Regions from separate parts of the Homo sapiens genome. Here regions 1, 2, 3 and 5 are each linked to region 4. Evidence: chromatin contacts called from ENCODE Hi-C or POLR2A ChIA-PET data. All regions are on one chromosome and are shown on one strand. Each heading gives the region's core, a stretch centred on a gene start or an enhancer-like site at or near the end of the contact. The rest is flanking DNA. Distances are from core to core; before and after follow the strand shown. Region 1 overlaps LOC105369890 (a long non-coding RNA gene). Region 2 has its middle 67 kb from the start of LINC02399. Region 3 overlaps LOC107984543 (a long non-coding RNA gene). Region 4 has its middle 42 kb from the start of LINC02392. Region 5 has its middle 92 kb from the start of LINC02399.

What was found. A loop is a pair of places that touch in the nucleus more often than their neighbours do. ChIA-PET counts read pairs that join two places held with the same protein, here RNA polymerase II (POLR2A). Pooled maps may share reads with other maps.
Region 1: a loop to region 4 is called in a pooled map, with 7 times the contacts of the local background. The contact joins two enhancer-like sites. A Hi-C loop is called at or near these places in 3 of 37 single-sample maps with no recorded cell type and 4 of 50 pooled maps.
Region 2: a pooled map shows a loop between it and region 4 (10-fold over the local background). The contact joins two enhancer-like sites. A Hi-C loop is called at or near these places in 11 of 37 single-sample maps with no recorded cell type and 5 of 50 pooled maps.
Region 3: a loop to region 4 is called in a map of mammary epithelial cell, with 2.8 times the contacts of the local background. The contact joins two enhancer-like sites. A Hi-C loop is called at or near these places in 1 of 168 maps with a recorded cell type or tissue (mammary epithelial cell), 6 of 37 single-sample maps with no recorded cell type and 6 of 50 pooled maps.
Region 5: a loop to region 4 is called in a map of B cell, with 6 times the contacts of the local background. The contact joins two enhancer-like sites. A Hi-C loop is called at or near these places in 2 of 168 maps with a recorded cell type or tissue (B cell and endothelial cell of umbilical vein), 13 of 37 single-sample maps with no recorded cell type and 7 of 50 pooled maps. POLR2A ChIA-PET finds 5 or more read pairs at or near these places in 1 of 52 experiments (activated T-cell).

What each region holds. Positions count from the first base shown.
Region 1 is chr12:89,925,313-89,929,189 of GRCh38, forward strand. LOC105369890 (a long non-coding RNA gene) reads left to right here. Exons shown (of 13, transcript XR_001749246.2): 3 at 2,088-2,342. Among named protein-coding and RNA genes, the nearest start is that of LINC02399, 20 kb to the right of the region's middle. Within about 2 kb of position 1,964, at least 5 of the 41 ENCODE cell types and tissues checked have a DNase peak (open chromatin) inside an H3K27ac peak, as active enhancers do.
Region 2 is chr12:89,879,013-89,883,161 of GRCh38, forward strand. No RefSeq gene overlaps it. Among named protein-coding and RNA genes, the nearest start is that of LINC02399, 67 kb to the right of the region's middle. RefSeq lists enhancers at 1,597-1,726, 1,807-1,876. Within about 2 kb of position 1,864, at least 9 of the 41 ENCODE cell types and tissues checked have a DNase peak (open chromatin) inside an H3K27ac peak, as active enhancers do.
Region 3 is chr12:89,754,627-89,758,632 of GRCh38, forward strand. All of the region lies in intron 2 of LOC107984543 (a long non-coding RNA gene), which reads left to right. Among named protein-coding and RNA genes, the nearest start is that of ATP2B1-AS1, 48 kb to the left of the region's middle. Within about 2 kb of position 2,230, at least 7 of the 41 ENCODE cell types and tissues checked have a DNase peak (open chromatin) inside an H3K27ac peak, as active enhancers do.
Region 4 is chr12:90,249,199-90,253,307 of GRCh38, forward strand. No RefSeq gene overlaps it. Among named protein-coding and RNA genes, the nearest start is that of LINC02392, 42 kb to the right of the region's middle. Within about 2 kb of position 1,698, at least 5 of the 41 ENCODE cell types and tissues checked have a DNase peak (open chromatin) inside an H3K27ac peak, as active enhancers do.
Region 5 is chr12:89,853,814-89,857,880 of GRCh38, forward strand. No RefSeq gene overlaps it. Among named protein-coding and RNA genes, the nearest start is that of LINC02399, 92 kb to the right of the region's middle. Within about 2 kb of position 2,803, at least 4 of the 41 ENCODE cell types and tissues checked have a DNase peak (open chromatin) inside an H3K27ac peak, as active enhancers do.

The sequences.
Region 1 (3,877 bases), core at 714-3,213, 320 kb before region 4:
TGATTTCCTTGTTGGCATTGAATTCTCTCCTTGGGTAGCCTCCAACTTTCTCAGATATCAATTCTTTCTCAGTTCTTAAGAGAAACAAATTAGCTTTAAAGAATTGTTGCTTAAAGTTTTCCCAAATACATAAGTATTAAAAGTGTATGGCAGTATTCATAACCGATTGTATTACTCCTAATGATATCGTGCCTTGACTTGATTTAGCCCCTGTTCCGATCACATATACCTGTTAAAAATTGCTTTTCAATTGCCTTTGGTTGGAAATGATGTGTTTAATTGATTTTGGGAACTGATTCTATCCTATTAATCTTTGACATGCTATGGTATTAAGTTTTTTAAGCTCTCAAAAGGATAGCTTAAAAAATAAGCTCTTATTGTAGAATATTTAGGGAGCATAAAAAATTATAAGGAGAAGGCTGGGGCGGTGGCTCAGGCCTGTAATCCCAGCACTTTGGGAGGCTGAGGTGGGTGGATCACGAGGTCAGGAGGTCAAGACCAGCCTGGCCAACATGGTGAAACCCCATCTCTACTAAAAACTACAAAAATTAGCTGGGCACAGTGGCAGGTGCCTGTAATCCCAGCTACTCGGTAGGCTGAGGCAGGAGAATTGCTTGAACCCAGGTGGCAAGGTTGCAGTGAGCCGAGATCACGCCACTGCACTCCAGCCTGGGTGACAGAGTGAGACTCCGTTTCAAAAAAAAAGAAAAAAAAATTACAAGGAGAAAAATGGAAATTACCCATAATCTCATTACTCAGAAACAACATTCAATATTTCAGCACATTTTTTCTAGTTATACAAGCATACAAAAAATAAATATTTGGGATATTTTCCAAATATGTAATTTTAATTATTCTTTTTCCACTTAACATTTTATATTGAACATTTTCGTATGTTATTTTTCTTAAAAACAAACAGTTTTAATGGTTATATACTATTTCTATAATATGAATAGACCATAATTCATGCAATCACCTTCTCATTTTTATATGTAGATGGTTTTTAACTTACTGCTCTTATAATAATGCTATAATGAACATTTCCAGAAATGATTCTTATCTGCATTTCTTACTATTACCTTGGCATTTTCTCCTAAACAAGAATTACTGAAACAATCTGAATTTTTAAAGGTTCTTAATATGTATTATAAACTACTTTTCAGAAAATTAAAAAAAATCAATAACAGGACTGAATGAGTCCATTTTTCTTAATACTATTTTTAATAGTTATTGTCATTGAAAACAATCTTTGCTAATTGAAATTCTTGGTGTTCATAACTTGCTTTTCATTAAACATTAGTGAAGTTGAAGAGTTTCCTTACTTGAGTCAATTATATGTCTTATACTGTAAATTGTCTTATAGTCTTTTTCCATCTTTTCCTATTAGATGGTTAAAGCTTTTATGTGTTAATTATATATATATATAAAATTTTTTTTTCAGAGTCTCACTCTGTTGCCCAGGCTGGAGTGCAGTGGTCTGATCTTGGCTCACTGCAACCTCCGCCTCCAGGGTTCAAGTGATTCTCCTGCCTCAGCCTCCTGAGTAGTTGGGATTACAGGTGCCTGCCACCATGCCTGGCTAATTTTTGTATTTTAAGTAGAGACAGGGTTTCACCATGTTGGCCAGGCTGGTCTCGAACTCCTGACCTCAGGTGATCCACCCACCTCAACCTCCCAAAGTGCTGGGATTACAGGCGTGAGCCACCATGCCTGGTCTGTATCGTCCTTTAATGTGATATGGTTGGCAAATATTTTCTAGTTGGCTAGTAGATTTTTAATTTATTTGTGATGATGACAATATTTAATGGTATTAGGAATATTATGTTATTATACTATAGTCCACTATACATAAAGACTTATCTATGGTAAAAAGAGGTGGAAAATCCAGATAGTACAGATCTTTAGTACATTTTAAATTTGTTTACGTGATTCACATGGCTTGACTTTTGACAAACATATGCCTCCTAGAGCTAAAAGAGTCCTCATAGATTGTTTCACTTCCTCTTTCCTGGTAAGCAGGTCACCATGAAGTAAGAGCATGTCTTATCTTTGCATGTCAAGCATTATTTTGTGTTTCACTTTTATAGGAGAAGAAAAAGAGACATTATGTCATTCTTCTGATTGTGAATTTAATTAAAATCCTGATTCCTGGATGGTATCGTGGGCCTATTGAATGAGAATCTCTGGAGCTAGAACTGGAAATCTGCATTTTAACAAATAAGTCTGGTGATTTTTAGCATTCTAACATTGGAGAACTACTGGTGCTGGAGAGTTCAGATGACCAATGGTGAATTTTATCTCACATTACTAGCTTCTTCAGTTTTCTTCCCCTCAGTGCTCAGGTACTCAATTTGCATAATATTAGATTGTACTCTTTATATATTGGTTCAGAAAGGTTTTTAAGTGTGTGCTGTGAATCTGAAGCTAGATGGAAACTCACTCAAAGCAGGAATTGTAATACCCGGTTTTTGTTTTTTTAATCTCCTTAGACAACTTTGCATAGTGCAACAAAGTTATTGACTCATAGAGATTCAAAGTACCAAAGAAAATGAGATACTTAATATTTTAAAAATATAAGCCTATTTTCTGTATGAGAAAATGGAGGTAGAGTTTTAAAGTCTTTCAAAGTTTGTCAGGTTTCATGGTTTTTGATTTATTATTTTTTGAGGTTTTGGATGATGAACCTTGACTGATACTACTCCAGTGATATTTTTAAAAGTATTTTTATAAGATGTTTTAGAGGTGTCTCTTTTGTAGGAAAGAGACATGAGATAGTAAATTAGAATTTTTATTTAATTTAATCCAAGAATTTGAGACAGTACCTCTTCACAGAGAATCAAAAAATAGCTTGATTTAATCTGCAGTGTACCTATCTCTGTGCTTAAAACTGTGGATCTATTTCAATGGAATGGAACACGATCCTTATCCTTGAAGAACTTAACTGTATTTTACTTGCACTTAATTTTTGGCATTGTTTTACATGTTACTTCATATAATTTTACACTCTATAATTATATTTCTGGAACATTTGCATTGCTCTCATCTGCTTTAATAATGCTATTGCTGATTTATATTCATATATAATATCATGTTCTTTTCAAAGCCTATTTATGTATATGGTTCTAGGAGAGCCTCAAGAACTTAGTATAATATTAATAGAATTTTTTGAGTGTTTGATTCATGTGTGACTCTGAGCTTCACATGAATCCCATCACCGAATTATCACAACAATTCTATAAAGTAGGCTGTGTTATTATCATCTCCTATTTACCAGGTGTGAAAACAGAGCTGAACAAAGTTATTTTAAGAGCTGCAGTCTGACTCAAGAGCATACAGTTTACCTTAAGATCCCCTAGTCTAAACCATTAAACACACTGCCTCCTCAGCAGCATAGGTAGTTGCAAAAACAATTGGACAGATAGTCAAATTCTTGTCTACTTATATTGCTCAGATAGAAGGGGGCATATTTGCTGAACTTGCTCTGCAGTACTCAGTAGAATATTTTCTGTAGGTTAATATAATCCTTGGATGATAGTCAAAAGGTGATCAGAACCCCCACCCCTGCCCTTGATCTCTCCGAAGCCAGGCAATATATTTTTATTCAGTTACTTCTTTTAACCTGAAGTCACCAAATAGCATACTACTAAATGTATAAAGCAAAAACTATAAAGCAAAAAAAGAGAGATTCCAATATACATATTCAAAATCAGATCACATAGAGAACACAAAAGTAATGACACAGAAGAAATAAATGTTATAATCAATAACATTGACTACTAGCCAAATACAGAATTTTTCATCCTTCAAATAGATAATATTATTTTTTAAATATCTCTGGAATATTCACAAAAATTGATCATGTTCATAGCCAAACAAA
Region 2 (4,149 bases), core at 614-3,113, 370 kb before region 4:
TTTGTAATTAGAAAGGCTTTATGAACAAGGATATTTAAATAAAAAATTCCGGATATATGTAAATGTACCAGGACATGCCCTCTACAAGCATTGAGGTTTTTCTGGTTTCAATTCAAACTTCTGATTTACAAAGTAAGATATAAGCAGAAGTAGTAGCAGTATCAAGAGCTGTCACTTTTGGGGGGCTTACTACTTAATCTTCCTTGTACAAATTCCATGTAATTTTCACATTATGCCTGTGAATTTAGGGTTATTAATCTGATTTTATAGATAGAGTCATGAATCCAAAAAGGAGCAGAGCCGAATTTGAACTAAGCTCTACTTCACTCAAAGTCAGTGTTTGGTTTCAGAATTGTGTCTCTAAAACAGCACAGGCAGTTATGCCCTATTTACTGGAATATTTGTGTTTTAGCCAAGTTTGCTATAAAGTACACTTTTTTCTGAAAGCAGAACTCCATTTTGCCAATGGTTTATATTATACAATCTGAGACTGTTTACCAGTATACAAGTTTTATAAGGGCTGGGACATGTGTGTTTTTTTCATTGCAGACACAGTACCTGGCAGATAGGGGGTATTTAATAAATACCCATTGACTGAATTAAGTGGGGTAAAAATTATCTTGTAGATAATAGAAGCATGCTTAAGGGTTCAGAAAAAACTTAGCATGCATTTTAGGTTAAAGAGAAAATTTCTAATGAAAGCAATATTACTCAAATATGGTTACATGTTCAAAATATTAGTAAAATTTGACCGATTCTCCAAATTCTAGGAGATACAGTGAATTTTTGACCAGTTTTAAGTTCTGTTACATTAATTTTGACTCAATGTTATATACTCATGCTACATGCAGTTTGGTAATAATTTATTCATATCCATGTTAAGTACTCATATTTTTCCAAACATGAACTTCTCTATTTTTTTTATTTCTTATTCTAGCAGACATAAGAAAAAAAAATGAAAGGGAATAAAAGCAGAACACAGGGTGTGTGACAATCACTTCTTTTGTTCACACTAGTGAGAGAATCTTTCTATTCCTTAAAGTTAATCAAGCAGCAAGTATTTATTAAACACCCAAAGAGTGAAGTACACAAGGCTATTGAATAGCAGTAATCTTTAGGATTATCTTGTGTCAGCGCTTATTTTCCATGTTACTCATAAACGGAGAAATGTATTTATGATGGCTTTCCAAAGAGTTGATTAAAATGCTTAACACGATTCACCTTTTATTTAAAGATAAAATAATTGAATGGGGAATTCATGAAGAGCTCTTCTCAAATTTATATTATATAAGTGATGAGTATGCTGATTTTTACTCTCAGAACGAAAATAAATAAGAAATTATTAAAGAATCCCTTCCTTTAAAAATCAGATTACTATGTAAATTTTATATCATTTGTTTATGTGGTCAGAAATTTTGGGGAAATCCTTCAAACTATTTATCTGTAGCACAAACTAGAATCTGTCTTTTGCAGATTCTTATTGTGCACTAACTTATTAAAAGATTTGGGAAAATCCACTGTAAGGAAACTTGTTTATCTTTGTTGACCACAGTTTTCAATCTTGGTTGATGATGAGGTCTCCTGTCACCCAACACCTATGAACGTATTTGGGAGTGGGATACTCTGGCTGTACTCAGAAGAGCCATGGGGGTGGAGTTCCCTAGAGTCTTGGGGACAAATCCTCACAGGATGTCCTGCTAGGAACATGACCAGCAGAGTCATGGGAGTGGGGAATCTTATTGTTGAAGATCTCTGAGATCTTAAAACGGTAGAGCCTCCAGAATGCTGTTTCAGCCTGGCAGAGCTGAAGGCATTTGACTCAAACATATGCGAGCTATTGCATAGGCTGCACTCGGAAGAGCCATGGGGGTGGAGTCCCCTAGAGTCTTGGGGACACAAGCCTCACAGGATGTGGTCAAAGAAGGTTGTTTTCAGGCCTCAAGATTTAATGTTATTTGCCTGTTGGGTGTTAGACTTACTTGGGACCTATTACCCGTTTCTTCTTTCTTACTTCTCCCTTCAGAGATGGAAATAATATCTGTTTTGTACCTGTCCTACCATTATATTTTGGAATCATAGAACTTGTTTGATTTCATAGGTTCACAGCTTGAGAACAATTTATCTCAGGATGAGTCATACCTTGAATCTCACCTATATATGATTTAGGTGATATTTAGATTAGATGTTAGACTTAGACTTAAAGTTTATGCTGGAATGAGTTAAGACTTTTGGGGCTATTAGGATAGAATGAATTTATTTTTTATGTGAGAATAACATGAATTTTGGGGGATGAGGGGCAGCATGCTATAGTTTGAGTATTTGTGTCACCTCCAAAATTCAGTTTGAAAGTTAATCTCCAATGCAACAATCTTAAGGGGTGAGGCCATTAGTAGGTGATTAGGTCATGAGGGCTCTGCCACGTGAGAACAGGGTTCAAAGTGCCATTTTGGAAGCAGAGACCAGGCCCTCACCAGACACTGAACCTGTCAGTGCCTTGATTTTAGACTTTCCAGGCTGTGGGTCCATGAAAAAAAATTATGTTCCTTATAGATTACCCAATATCAGACATTTTGTTATGGCAGCACCAACAGACTAAGAGAGAAATGAAGTCAGGAAAAACCACTGACATATTAGAACATGGCAGAGGGAAGGACCGGCAAGTTATCGTAAGCACCTTAGAATTTGCCATTTAAAGAGATGGTAGATGTCCACCATCCTGCCCTTGTGCAGTGGGGATATAGGATGCAAAGGAGGATGAACCTCAGCTCCCTACTCATTTAGACTTGCTCATCTGATAAATAGGAGACTACTTCACTTAATGGCTTTCTTCTTCTGGAATGCTGCTGGAGTCAAACAAGAGTGATCAGCACATATTTTTTGACAATTCTTTTTCCACCATGCCCTAGATGAGTATCCCACTCCCAAATATGTTCATAGGTGTTGGGTGAAAGGAGGTTCCATCATCAACCAAGACTGAAAACAGTGGTCAACAAAGATAAACAAGTTTCCTTCCAGTGGATTTTCCCAGATCTTTTAATAAGTTAGTGCACAATAAGAATTTGCAAGAGAGATAAAGTTTGAAGCATTTCCTCAAAATTTCTGACCACAGTCTCTGTATAAGTCAGGGTTCTGTCTGTTTTTAAGTAACAGAAATCCAGCTCTGACAGGCAAAGGCCATAAAGAGAGCTTAGTGGCTCATAGAACTAAGAAGCCCAGGCATGGTTGAATTCTGAGGCCTCAAATGATGTCACCAGGGCCTGTCTCCCTCAGTCTCTTGGGCTCAGCTTTCCTCTGAGTTAGTTTCATTCTCACACAATCTTTCCTTATGTGTTGATCCTTGGCAGCTCCAGGCTTACATCATTTTTAAATCTACAAATTCCACTTGGGAAAAATACCTACTAGAGAATGGAACTTTTCTGAAGTGAATCATTTTTGAATTTAGAGATATTTAAATTGATTGGCTTCCCAATTCCCTGACATTCACCCTACTCCAAGTTAGTGCTTTATAATTTACACAATGTGTTTTTTTTTTATTACTTCCGAAGTCATAACCCAAAGTGGGTACCTTGGGTTAATGAAATAGGTTATGGATACATTGAGGTGAACATATAATTTTACAAACTCTATAGTATAGTACTTAAAATAAACCCTTAAAATATCTTAAGCTATTACTCTATAACCACTGACTATGAACCAATTTCTATTGAATTTTGTTAGAAAACTCCAGAAAATATATACCTATTTGAAAATTTTTAGTAGTTTTCAACTTATTGAAAATTTATGAGTAGACTCCAAATATATTTCATTGAATCACAGGATTCTTCATTAGTTTCTCAAATTGGTACTAAATCATCAGCATCACAACACTGGAAGGAACTGGTGAGTAGTCAATATGAAAGAGGTTTCACTTTAATTGGCCAACTAGTAGTTATTTTCATTTTGAAATGTATAATGATAATGACTTTATTTTTACATATGGGTTATTTTGGGGGATTTTGAATTTTTCAACCTAAGGAAATTGTTCTGTCAAGTTACAAATTGAATTCCCCAGTGAATGCTCATTTCTCTTCCTATGTATTTATTGTGTCCTTCTGGCCAGCTAGGAAAAGAACCATAATGAAAGCAAAATCATTTGGGAGTTTTATAGCT
Region 3 (4,006 bases), core at 980-3,479, 490 kb before region 4:
GTATGCATCAATTAAAATTTATGCATAATTACTATGCATAAATTAAAACTTTTAAAAAAAACTAGTTTTTTATACTATTGAAAACATAGTTCTATGCATTTTCTAAAATGCCACCTATGCCCTTCCTATTCAGAGCCTCTTGGCTTTAACACATACTGGCCAACTTGGGACCACAGAGGAGGAGCTAAAACATGAGGGATTGGTTTAGGAGGTAAGGGGAGACCCAACATTCATGGCTCTGGGCTTCGGTCATTTGTTCTCTTGTTGGACTTTTTAAAAATAATTTCAACTTTTATTTTAAATTCAGGGTGTTTATGCGCAGGTTTATTACATGGGTATATTGCATGATGCTGAGGTTTGAGGTATGATTGATCCCATCATCTAGGTACTGTACATAGTTCCCAATAGTTAGTTTTTCAAAATTTATCCCCCTCCCTCTCTAGTGGTCCTCAGTGTCTAATAGTAAACATTTGCTACGTCTAAGATTACATGTTAATGATACCGGAGATTACACATGTGCAAGAGGCATAGCTAATGCTTCAAACAGTATAGAGATGGGAATAATTTATATAAAACAGAGAATCTGGGATAAAATCTATGTACTTATATTATAAATTTGGGATTTTTCCCTAAGGAGATGATATTTGAAGTTTTACAAGAGGCATTCATTCATTTAGTCATCAAAAATTTGTTAAGCACCTATGTAATAAACACTTCTAGGTGCTATAATAATAAAATATGAGTGAATGGCAATGGGGAGTTATTTGTTAATGACTCTAGAGTTTCAGTTTTATAAGATAAAGAGTTCTGGAGATGGATGGTGATGGTGGTTGCACAACAATATAACTGTTGGCTTTTTTTTGTTTGTTTTGTTTTTGAGATGGAGTCTCACTCTGTTGCCCAGGCTGGAGTGCAGTGGCGTGATCTCGATCTCGGCTCACTGCAACCTCTGCCTCCTGGGTTCAAGCGATTCTTGTACCCTAGCCTCCTGAGTAGCTGTGATTACAGGCACCTGCCACCACACCTGGCTCTTTTTTTTTTTTTTTTTGTATTTTTAGTAGAGATGGGGTTTCACCATGTTAGCAGGCTGGTTTCAATCTCCTGACCTCAAGTGATCCTCCTACCTCGGCCTCCCAAAGTGCTAGGATTACAGGCATGAGCCACCGCACCCAGCCATAACTGTTCTTAATACCATTGAACTGTACATTAAAAATAGTTAAGATAGTATATCTTATATTATGTATATTTAAGCACAATAAAAATTGAAAACAAAACAATAACAAAATAGATAAATGAATAAATAATTTAAAAAAACATGAGGAAACAAAAAAAGACCTTTGCCCTCTATGGAGCTCATAATCTAGCACGGGGCAATAGACACTACATATTATATTATTTATACATTAGAAGGTCATAAGTGCTAGAGGAAAGGTAGGGGGATTAGGCATCTCTAGGTTAGTTGCTGTTTTAAAAAGAATTGTCAGAGTAGGCCTCTTACTCTTTGATCAAAGACATGGAGATGATGGAATTAGCTACATAAATATCTGGGTTCCAAAGCAGTGAGAACATCCAGTGCAAAAATCCTTAGGTAGGAGCATGCCTGGCACGTTCTAGGGATGTCAAGGAGGCCAGTGTGGCTGGGACAGGGTGGGGGCAGAGAGAGATAGGTAGGAGTTGAGGTTACAGTGGTAAAGGGAAGTCAGATCATATGGGTTCTTGAGATCGTTGGAAGGACTTTGGTTTCTACTCTGAGAGAAATGGGAACCATTGCAAAGTTTTAAAAAGGAGAACGGATGATGTGACATATTTTAAAAGGATAATTATTTACAGAGAGAATAGACTCAAGTGAAGAAGCAGGGTACCTGCTTAGGAGGCTGTTGTATTAGTCTTTGGGTGAAAGATGGTGGTGGCTTGGACTAGAGCAGTAGCAGTATTCGTGGTGGGAAATGGTCAGATTTTTACATATTTTAAAGGTAGCGCCAACAGAATTTCCTAAAGGATTAGAGGTAGGGTGGAAAAAAGAAAAGTCAAGGATGACTCTAAAGTTTTTGACTTGAGCACCTGGACTGTTGGAATGACATCATGGGAGAGGCTTTGAGTGAGCAGTTTTTTTAGGGGGAAGATCAGGAGTTCAGTTTTGAACACATTGAGTAAACTCTGTTATTACAATTTGGTTTTTTAAGTTGCACAAGTGAGGGCCATGGAAAATATGAGTCAACGGTATAGTATCTTTCACATAGTATTGGCTCAGAGTAGGCGTGTCCTTTAGATGTGGAAGAAAAAAGAGGATGTAAGATTGTAAGAGCTCTGTTGCTGACTCATGTTTTTCATGACTGTCACTTGTGCAACTTAAGAAAATTAACTGTAATCATAACAGCTAACAATATTGAGCTGTTACTATGAACAAATAGATGACATGTTAACTTATGCTAATGTGTGTAATTGAAGGAAATGTTAAATTGCAGTTAGAGGGTAGTGAGATTCCCATCCAAGTTCATGGAATCTGTCTTCTGTCCTTGGACTCCAGATTGAGAACCCTGCAGTGATTTTTAGTTTACAAATACCCCTGGGCCTAGATTGTTATCCTCACAGCAGTCTTAAGGAATAGGTCAGTGAGGTTATCCCTTTCATACTCGGAAGTCGGGAGTGGCTTGCCCAAGATAAAAACATGAATTCAACTTCCAGGTTCTCTGACTTCAATGCCAACAATTTCTCAATATTCCCTGCCACCCAACTTTCACTGATCATTTAAAAACTTACAAAAATGTTAGAATAGTACAGTACAATGAACACAGCATACTTTTAACCTATTTCACTAACTGATTATTGTGCCACATTTGATTTATGTCCTTACAAACACACACATACACATACACACAAACACACACGGGAGTTTTTTAGTGACTTTTTAAAAAGTAAATTGCAGGAATTCTGTCACATCCAAGTATGTTTAACCTGCATCCCTTAAGAATAAGAGCATTCTAGAGAACCCATAAATAAAGTCACACACCTACAACCATCTGATCTTGGACAAAACTGTCCAAAATAAGCAATGAGGAAAGGACTTCCTATTCAATAAATGGTGCTGGGATAGCTAGCTAGCAATATGCAAAGGAATAAAACTGGATACCTACCTTTCACCATATACAAAAATTAATTCAAGGTTGATTAAAGCTTTAAATGTAAGACCTCAAACTATTAGAATCCTAGAAGAAAACATAGGAAACACTATTCTGGCCACTGACCTTGGGAAAAAATTTATGATTAAGCAATTGCAGCATAAACAAAAATGGACAAATGAGACCTAATTAAACTAAAGAGTTTCTGTACAGCAAAACAAAAACAAAATAAAAACTATAAACAGAGTAAACAGACAACTCACAGAATGAGAGAAAATATTTGCAAACTCTGCATCCAACAAAGGTCTAATATCTAGTATCTATAAGAAATTTAAATAACTCAGTAAGCCAAAAACAAATAACCACATTAAAAAGGGGTCAAAAGACAGAATGGACGCTTCCCAAAAGAAGACACACAATTGGTCAACAAACATGAAAAAGTGCTCCACATCATTAATCAGAAGAAATGTAAACCAAAACCACAATGAGATATCATCTCACACTAGTCAGAATGGCTATTATTAAAAAGTCAAAAAACAATAGATGCCAGTGAGGCTGCAGAGAAAAGAGAACACTTATACACTGTTGGTGGGAATGTAAATTAGTTCAGCCACTGTAGAAAGGAGTTTGGAGATTTCTCAAAGAACTTAAAAAAGAACTACCACTTGACCCAGCAATCCTATTACTGGGTATATATCCAAAAGAAAATAAATTGTTCTACCAAAAATACACATGGAGTTGTATGTTTATCATAGCACTATTTATAATAGCAAAGTCATAGAATCAACCTAGGTGCCCATCAGTGGTGGACTGGATAAAACACTATGTGTGTGTGTGTGTGTGTGTATATATATATGTATATATATGTATATATAAATACGTATATG
Region 4 (4,109 bases), core at 448-2,947:
TAGTGGTGTAACATAAGGATAGTGATCATTCCTACCATATAAGGACACAGTATTGTGTAGTAGGGAACACCATAGGACAACAGTTCTAGCTAAAGCAGGATTAAGAAAGACATATAGTCTCCTTTGGTCAATACCTGAGACTTTGTGAGGTATATTGTATTTGGGGAGCTGTCTGAATCCCAAAAGGAAACTCTCTCAGTACAAACCTTCAATTTGAAATAGTAGTAAAGAGACATTCTATGAAATAGGTCTTTTCAAAAACTTATAGGAAGATGAGGGAAGTTGATGTTAACAGCTGAAGTTGGTTGTCTTCCCCCTCTTTGACAAATTCAAAATGACAGGAAGATGTAAATTCTTGCCCTACCCCTCCGTATTGTGAATTTCATTTCTTCTGTGAGGGTAAAACTTATTTGCCTTTCTTCTCGGGTTTTTTTGGGAATATCCTTTTTACTCACTTGTCAGAGAAAGTGCATTTTTTTAAAATCCAAAAAATAAGTATAGCTTTTTTGGTTTAAAATATTTCTTTTTAGAAAACTTCCCTGGAAGCATAGTATACTGATATCAAAAAAGCAAATATCTTGTTGTATCTTGTCAATTTCATAGGAAATAATAAAACTCCCCCAATTCTCAGAAGCATGTGACTTTGTGTCCAATATGCAAAATTTTATTTTGGAAGGAAATTGTGTATCCAGGTTATTTTTATTTTCTATGTTGTGCTATAATTAATTTTCAAGTTGCACTGTTAAGAACTTGTTTTTTTTCTCTGTTTATGTTACTTTTATTTATTTATTTGGTATGATGTGTTTAAGCTGCACTTATCTTCGTTCTGATGAACTGGTTAGAGCTTTTAAGAGCTCTTTACAAAGGTGTATTAAAACTAGCTCGAGAGCAAGGATTGCCTTAGTTAAAAAAGGTTTTTTAAAAATGTGTCTCCCCCGAGGAACCTACTCAAATTACTTTAAGAAATAAAAACGTTCGGGGCATGCCTGGCAACTATCTGATGGGAAACAGTTCATCTATGGGAGTGCCTGTTGGGAAGATTAGTCCTAGGGCAGATTGCTCAACCTTTCCTGTGCTGAATAGCTCCTTTGCTTTTTACCTGAAGGATCCAAATTAAAATTGGGGAGGGTTGATTGAGGTGAATACTGGTGGTTTAGAGGCGGCACACACACAAACACACAATGGCATGTTTGAAGCCTCCCGAGAAACAGCATTTTATCCCTGTTCCCCCTACTGTAGATGACATAACAAAAGCAATAATAACAGCATTAACAAAAACGACGATTTATTGAGTGTTTCCTCTCTGCCAGGTACTGAAAACCACTTTCTAAAGTAGTGACTGCTGTATACACTTTCCGCAACTAAAAACTTGAAGTTCAGACTGGGCATGCAATTTAACTAGAAGTAAACCACTAGTAAACAGAAGAGCTGGAGTTTTAATTCTGGTCTATTTGATTCCTAATCCCATAGACATAAATAAGGCCTCTCTTCCTTCCTCTCTCTCTTCCCCTCTTCATCCCTCTTTGTGTTGGCTCCATAGCCAACACCCTGCCCCAATGTTATTTTTTTTTTTCTTTTCGGAAGTCTGTAGGGGCATAGGGCAGGGTCATATTGCTGCTAATGGGTTTAAGTAAGCCATCTAAATACAGAATGTGCTAAGGACAGGCCTGGCTACCCAGTTATAGCCTCCTTTTAGCTTTGGCTAGAAAGAAATCCCCAGAGCAAGTGTTGAACGTGGTCACCCACGCTACTTCCTTTCTTGGCTGAAGGTCAGAGAGAGTGAATTCTGGACCCAGCACAAAGTCTTATTCAGGAAATCATAACTGCCACAACCCAAGCACTCAGAATCTCAGCTTTGAAACTGAGTTTGTGGTCATTGCCCAATTTTATTGGCTTTGATAGTGTGTGGTTCTGGCTTCCAAATAAACATACTCATTTTTTTTTTTGCTGTAATTTTTGACATGCTGCCTTTTGAAACAATAATAGTAACTCTATAAATAAGTAGCTTTTAAATGGAAATATTTCCCAATTTAATCCCCTCTACTAAATATTTAATGAATATGTAATAAATAAACATATCATTCATGGAATAAAATTCTACCATTATCTCTACATGATAATTTTTTTAAAGAGTGAGATTCTCTTCTGGAAAAATCTTTAACAGTAGTTTATTTAGAAACAATATGATTCTGTTAATTTTACTTTCCTTCCTGCAGTCTATTTTGTGGTTGCTTTTATTTCTGCAGTTTTAAAAAGAGATATAAAATTAATTTCTTAAAGAAATTTTGACTCTTGATTCTTCTTAAGCATCCAAAGTATAATCTATGCTATATTGAATGGTTGCAAAAATGAACATGACATAATGTAAATATATTTAATTAGAAAAATAACAAATTTTAAAAAGTAAAATTTAAAAATTGAAAGACCTAATGCTCAAGTTATTTGAAAACGATACATCTTGAGAATTACAACATTCAACTGTTCGCCTATTAACTTCAAGCACCATTAAATGCCTCTGTGCTTGTACATAATTGTGCTGTGAAGGACAAGAGGAATTAACACCCAAAACCAGCTCTACTTCTCTGTGAAACTTGGATGAAACACATGTTGTTTCTTCTCAGTTGGTCTCTTATTCCTAAAAATCATAATTTCCTTGCTTATTTACATGCATGTATTCCTTCTCCATTCCCTAATCCCTAAGAGTATGTCAAATCTCCGTTATTATTTTAGTCCTTAATACCATTACATTTTACAAATTATATGTTTACCTATAATTATGTACTTTTAGAGTCTGATTAATAATGATCTTCTCCACTGTGAGATCCACGTGGCAAGTAGTTTTATGCATTTTATTCATAATATATATCTATATCACTAAAGGCAAGATTGACATAGCATCTGCTCAACAAACTTGTTGAATAAATAAATAAGTCAGTGAAGGAGGGGAAGTTACTATAATCTGTTTAAGTTTTATTATATCCCACTAGACCATGAATATGGTGTATTTCAAAAATTGTTTCACCAAATATAGAACACTCACCATATTTCAGCCACTGTTTAAGGCAATAGAATTAAGCAATGAATACAATCCTATATAGTACCTATCCTCAAGAAGCTAGGAATGAGTGTGAGGTAGGGACACATATATTCAGAGAAACTAGAAATAAATACTATATAGACAGTGGTTGAAGCTATGAAGGGGAAATATAAGGTACCCTGTGAAAGAATATTGGGGGCCTACTTTAGATTGCAGAGTCAGGGTGCCTTTTCTTTGGCACATTTCACATAATTTGGTATTTTTGTCATATTTTTATGCATAGTTTTTATATCTTATTTATCTAACTAGATATAAACACAAGGCATTACACTGTATATCTCCTTGCTTTTTCAAAACTTTAAATTTAATGGTAAACATATAATCACTCATTATGAATTTAGGAATTGGCTGAGGACATATTCTCTTCAAATTACTAAAAATTTAAGGCATAAGCAGAGGCTAGAGAAATTTCTGCTCCCAGATATTGCCAGTAACAGAGGTTAGTCAATAATCCAGCTCAGGGAAGGTCATTTTAAAACTTGACTCTCTTGGGACCTAAGGATAGCTTCACTAGATTTATTTCAAGCCAGCACATTATAGTTTGTCTAAATGAACTGTGTTATTTCCTGTTATTGATACCCATAACTCTTAAAAGCAGTAACTTCTCTTGTAATTTAATTTAGATTGACTCTTGGAAATAGAAACTTTCAAAGAGCATTCTTTAAGAAAGCTGTATTTCCGTTAAGTGCTAACATAAAGAACTAAAAGTAATAATTTATTCTATTTTCTTTCCTGTATCGTCTTTCCATCTGAAATTCACTACTACACCAGTACTGACCGGGACCAATACTAGACTGAAAAATATGAGAACAGAATAAGAGGGGTTGATTGGAAGGTGAGATACTGAGTAGGGAGATCAGAGGCAGGTTTTTCTGTGCAGAAATGGAATTAGAGCTTTTTTGCACCACTCTTTTGAAGAAAAAAATATTTTTACCACTCCTTCAGTCATTTCCAAGATTTAGTTGCCACAGTCCTATCATCTTTTAGTAAACAGCAGCAAAATGTTTCATAG
Region 5 (4,067 bases), core at 1,553-4,052, 390 kb before region 4:
AACTGCTACTAGCAGAAGAGTCTCTTAGTGATATTTTCTGAAGTGTGAAAGTATAGTAATAGTCAATGAGTTCTAAATATATTGCCACAGTGAAGACACTTTGGTAAAGTAAACAAGAAAAGTTGTAGTTCTTAGATTCTAAGTATATTGTTGAACCAGAATATTTGATCAGATCAATAATGAAATGATAATAATGGGAATGCCAGCAACAAAAACAAATCTACTGGGCTTTCTCTCATTTAATTTTTAATTTTTTTTTAATTTTTTTAATTTTAATTTTAATTGTTTTTGAGTCTTGCTCTGTCACCCAGGCTGGAGTGCAGTGGCAGTATCTTGGCTCTCTGCAACCTCCACCTCCTGAGTTCAAGTGATTCTCCTGCCTCAGCCTCCTGAGTAGCTAGGATTATAGGCATGAGCCACCATGCCCGGCTAATTTTTGTATCTTTAGTAGAGATGAGGTTTCACCATATTGGCCAGGCTGGTGTTGAACTCCTGACCTCAAGTGATCTGCCTGCCGCAGCCTCTGAAAGTGGGCCTCTCATTACATTTTAACTTGCTTTATTTAGTATAACTTTATGTGTATCCTAGAATGAATTGATTGTTCAATTAATTGAATATCTAATCACGTGCCTGGTGTTCTGCTGGATATAACATGGAATACAAAGATAAAAAAGACCACAGTTATTGGCATCAAGAACCTTAGTCTAGTAAGTTGTTTGTATACCAACAAGGACACAACAGTAAATGAAAACGGGAAAAGGAGGAGGAAGAATGTGCTCTGAGTATAGAATGAGTTAATGTAAAGACTCCAAGGACTTCTACCAAGTCCTCCAGAGGCCTAAAATCCTACTAGGATATGATGAAGATGGTTTTCCTAATAACTTCACTGTGCTCCTTTTCCAAAAGATGTGTAATGTTAATAAAGGGATGAGCCATGTAGTTCTGATCCAAGGCAGTGTCACGTTCAAAGGAACTCAGCCACCAATAATAATTTCAGAATATCTCAAATACTTTACATGTATTTCTCACGTATCATGAAGGGGATTGTATTAGTCCATTTTTGCATTGCTGTAAAGAAATACCCGAGGCTGGGTAATTTGTAAAGAAGAGGTTTAGTTGGCTCCTGGTTCTGCAGGCTGTACAAGCATGGCCCTAGCATCTGCTTCTGGCTAGAACCTCAGAAAGCTTACAGTCATGGTGAAAGGGAAGGGGAGCCAGCACACATATGATGAGAGCAGGAGCAAGAGAGGGGGGTAGGCGGTACACTCTTGTAAGCAAACATATCCTGCGTGAACTTTGAGAGCAAGAACACACTCATTACCAAGGGGATGGTGCTAAACCATTCATGAGAGATCCGCTCCTGTGATCCAAACACCTCCCACCAGGCCCCACCTTCAATATTGGGGATCACATTTCAAAATGAGATTTGGAGAAGACAAACATCCCAACCATATCAGGGACACATAGCTCTCAGAAATTTTCCTAAAAAAATGTTCTTTTCTCTTTTCTACAAGCTGCCTTCACACCCCACAGCTATTCTCACTCCTAGCTTCTCCCCTGAGCCATTTCCTCTGCCTCCAGCTTGGGCTGTTTTTACTTTCCTCTGCCCACCCTCTCCTGTGAAGTCTTTTTCTTCTTCCTACCACCTTGCAGGCATTGCTTCTTTCTGTTGGTTCTCTGACAATTCTCCATTACTGATGCCAAAGCATTGCTTTCTTTTAACATGTCTTCTCTTCTCAGAAGATAGAGGAGAGGAAGAAGCTGAACAAAGCCAGAATCTTGTTTTGCAGACTTGGCAAAACTCTTAAAGGAGTAGTTTTTCTGTCCTTAAGAGGTAAAAATCTTTCTTAAAGCCTACCAAATATGAGGTTCTGCACTTTATTCTGTTCACCTCTTGCCCATTTAATTCTTCAATTTGAGTTCTGTTGCCTATTCCTTTTTGTATGTCTGTTACTGCACATTTCATTGTAGCTGATTTCACTCAGAAAATAGCCTTCAACTATAGAAATGTAGGTCAGCATCATATATATTTAGGATGTCATTCATATGGAAGATAAAAGACAAGAATCCCTATTGCAAATTTCTTCTTTCCTTAATCCATTCTAGTACATTTCAGCATTGTAGGTTTTGGTACCTTGATTTTTCTTATCTCGTAGGAAAAAAAGTGGGTTCTTTCATATTAATATTCAGGACCATGTATACACGTGACACAATAAACCACCATTAAAGAGATTATTTACCCAAACATAATATTTTCTAAAATTGATCTAATAAGTAAATAGCTATGACCATCAGCATGTGTATTGTAGGAATGAATTTGATGAAGTATTCATAAATTACGGGTTGAGGGATGAATTTTTGAGTAGCTAAGGGGCTCTGCAACTATGCTGGTTGACTGCTTATACACACATATACACACATACAGTTTAATAATTACATGGGGTATAGAAAAAGAGTTGGACAAATAAGTCTCATCCAAGTCTTTTCCCACCAAATTTGTCTCCGAACTAGGAATGCTAAACAGCTCAAAACTAGTGGACGTGAGCTTTATCCAGTTCTCTGCTTCTTCCCACTCTAGTTGGAAGTGCTAATGAACTGACAGCTCGAACAAAAGCCAGCACACAGTAGTCAATCACATTTTTATTGCATAAAAAATGAACCCCCCCCAAATCAGAGCACAAAATGATACAAGATAGAAGGGACTTCAGTGTATCCTGTTCATTTCTATACTGCGTATCTGATCCCTGCATAATCACAGAGTGGCTAAAGATGATTCATCTGAAAGACCTATTTAAGGAAGGAAGTGAAAGTCATAGGCTAAAAAATGGCCCATAATCAGGTGCTGACAGTTGTGTGTTGAAAGGTTCTATGTAAAGCCAAACTTTCCAACCACAAAAAGGGACCTGTTTTGTTCAACATTCTGGAGCAAAGAAATTAAGGGGAAAGCCAAGCTAAGATGAAAGGCCTAGAAATAGTTTTAACTTTCATGCTTGACACAGGAAAATAAAAGAAACCTACTGAGTAGATTAAACAAATAAATGTCCAATCATGCATTTAATTTGAATTCCCATGAAAATCTGTCAAATTTGTAGAAAGACTCCTAAAGTTTATTTTTGATACTAGATAGGCCATCTCCTACGCCAAAAATGGAAACGCCTCATAAAATTGTATACAGGTGACTTGGCGATTCAGTGGCAGACTGTTCAGATTGTTTGTTATTGATGTCCCTTGCTGCTTGCTTGTAAATTCATGTACAGATTCATTCATTCATGCATTTATTCTTTTTTTTTTTTTAAATTCAACACATACTTAGTTACTTATTCATGCTGGGCATTGGGCTAGGCTTTGGAGACACAACAAATATCTCTTCCTCTGTTAAGAGACTTAGTCTAGGCTGGGTGCCGTGGCTCACGCCTGTAATCCCAGCACTTTGGGAGGCCGAGGCGGGTGGATCACCTGAGGTCAGGAGTTCAAGACAGACCAGGCTGGCCAACATGGTGAAACCCCGTCTCTACTAAAAATACAAAAATTAGCTGTGCGTGGTGGTGGGTGCCTGTAATCCTAGCTACTCAGGAGGCTGAAGCAGAAGAATTGCTTGAACCCAGGAGGAAGAGGTTGCAGTGAGCCGAGATCACACCATTGCATGCCAGCCTGGGTGACAAGAATGAAACTCTGTCTCAAAAAAAAGAAAAAAAAAAAAAAAAGAAAGAAAGAAAGAAAAGAAACTTAGTCTAGTTTGTCAGAGAAGAAAATGAACTTTTTTCTTTCTTTTTTTTACTGTACAGTACTGTAAGTGCCATGACAAAAATAAGCCCATTCAAAATGCCAATTCAGACTGGGAAATCAAAGAAGGCTTCTGGGAAGTATTAATTGCTGAGCTGAGATTTGAGAAAGAGTGGGTTTAGCCAGATGAAGGAGAGGCACTAGAACATGGTTGCTAAATGCGTGGATTCTACAGCCAGGCTCTCTGGGCTCAAGTCTTGTTTTTTCCAGTAACTATGCATGACCCCAGGCAAGGTTCCCAACCTCAATTTCTCAGTTCTTCAATTTCAACCTCAATTTCTCAA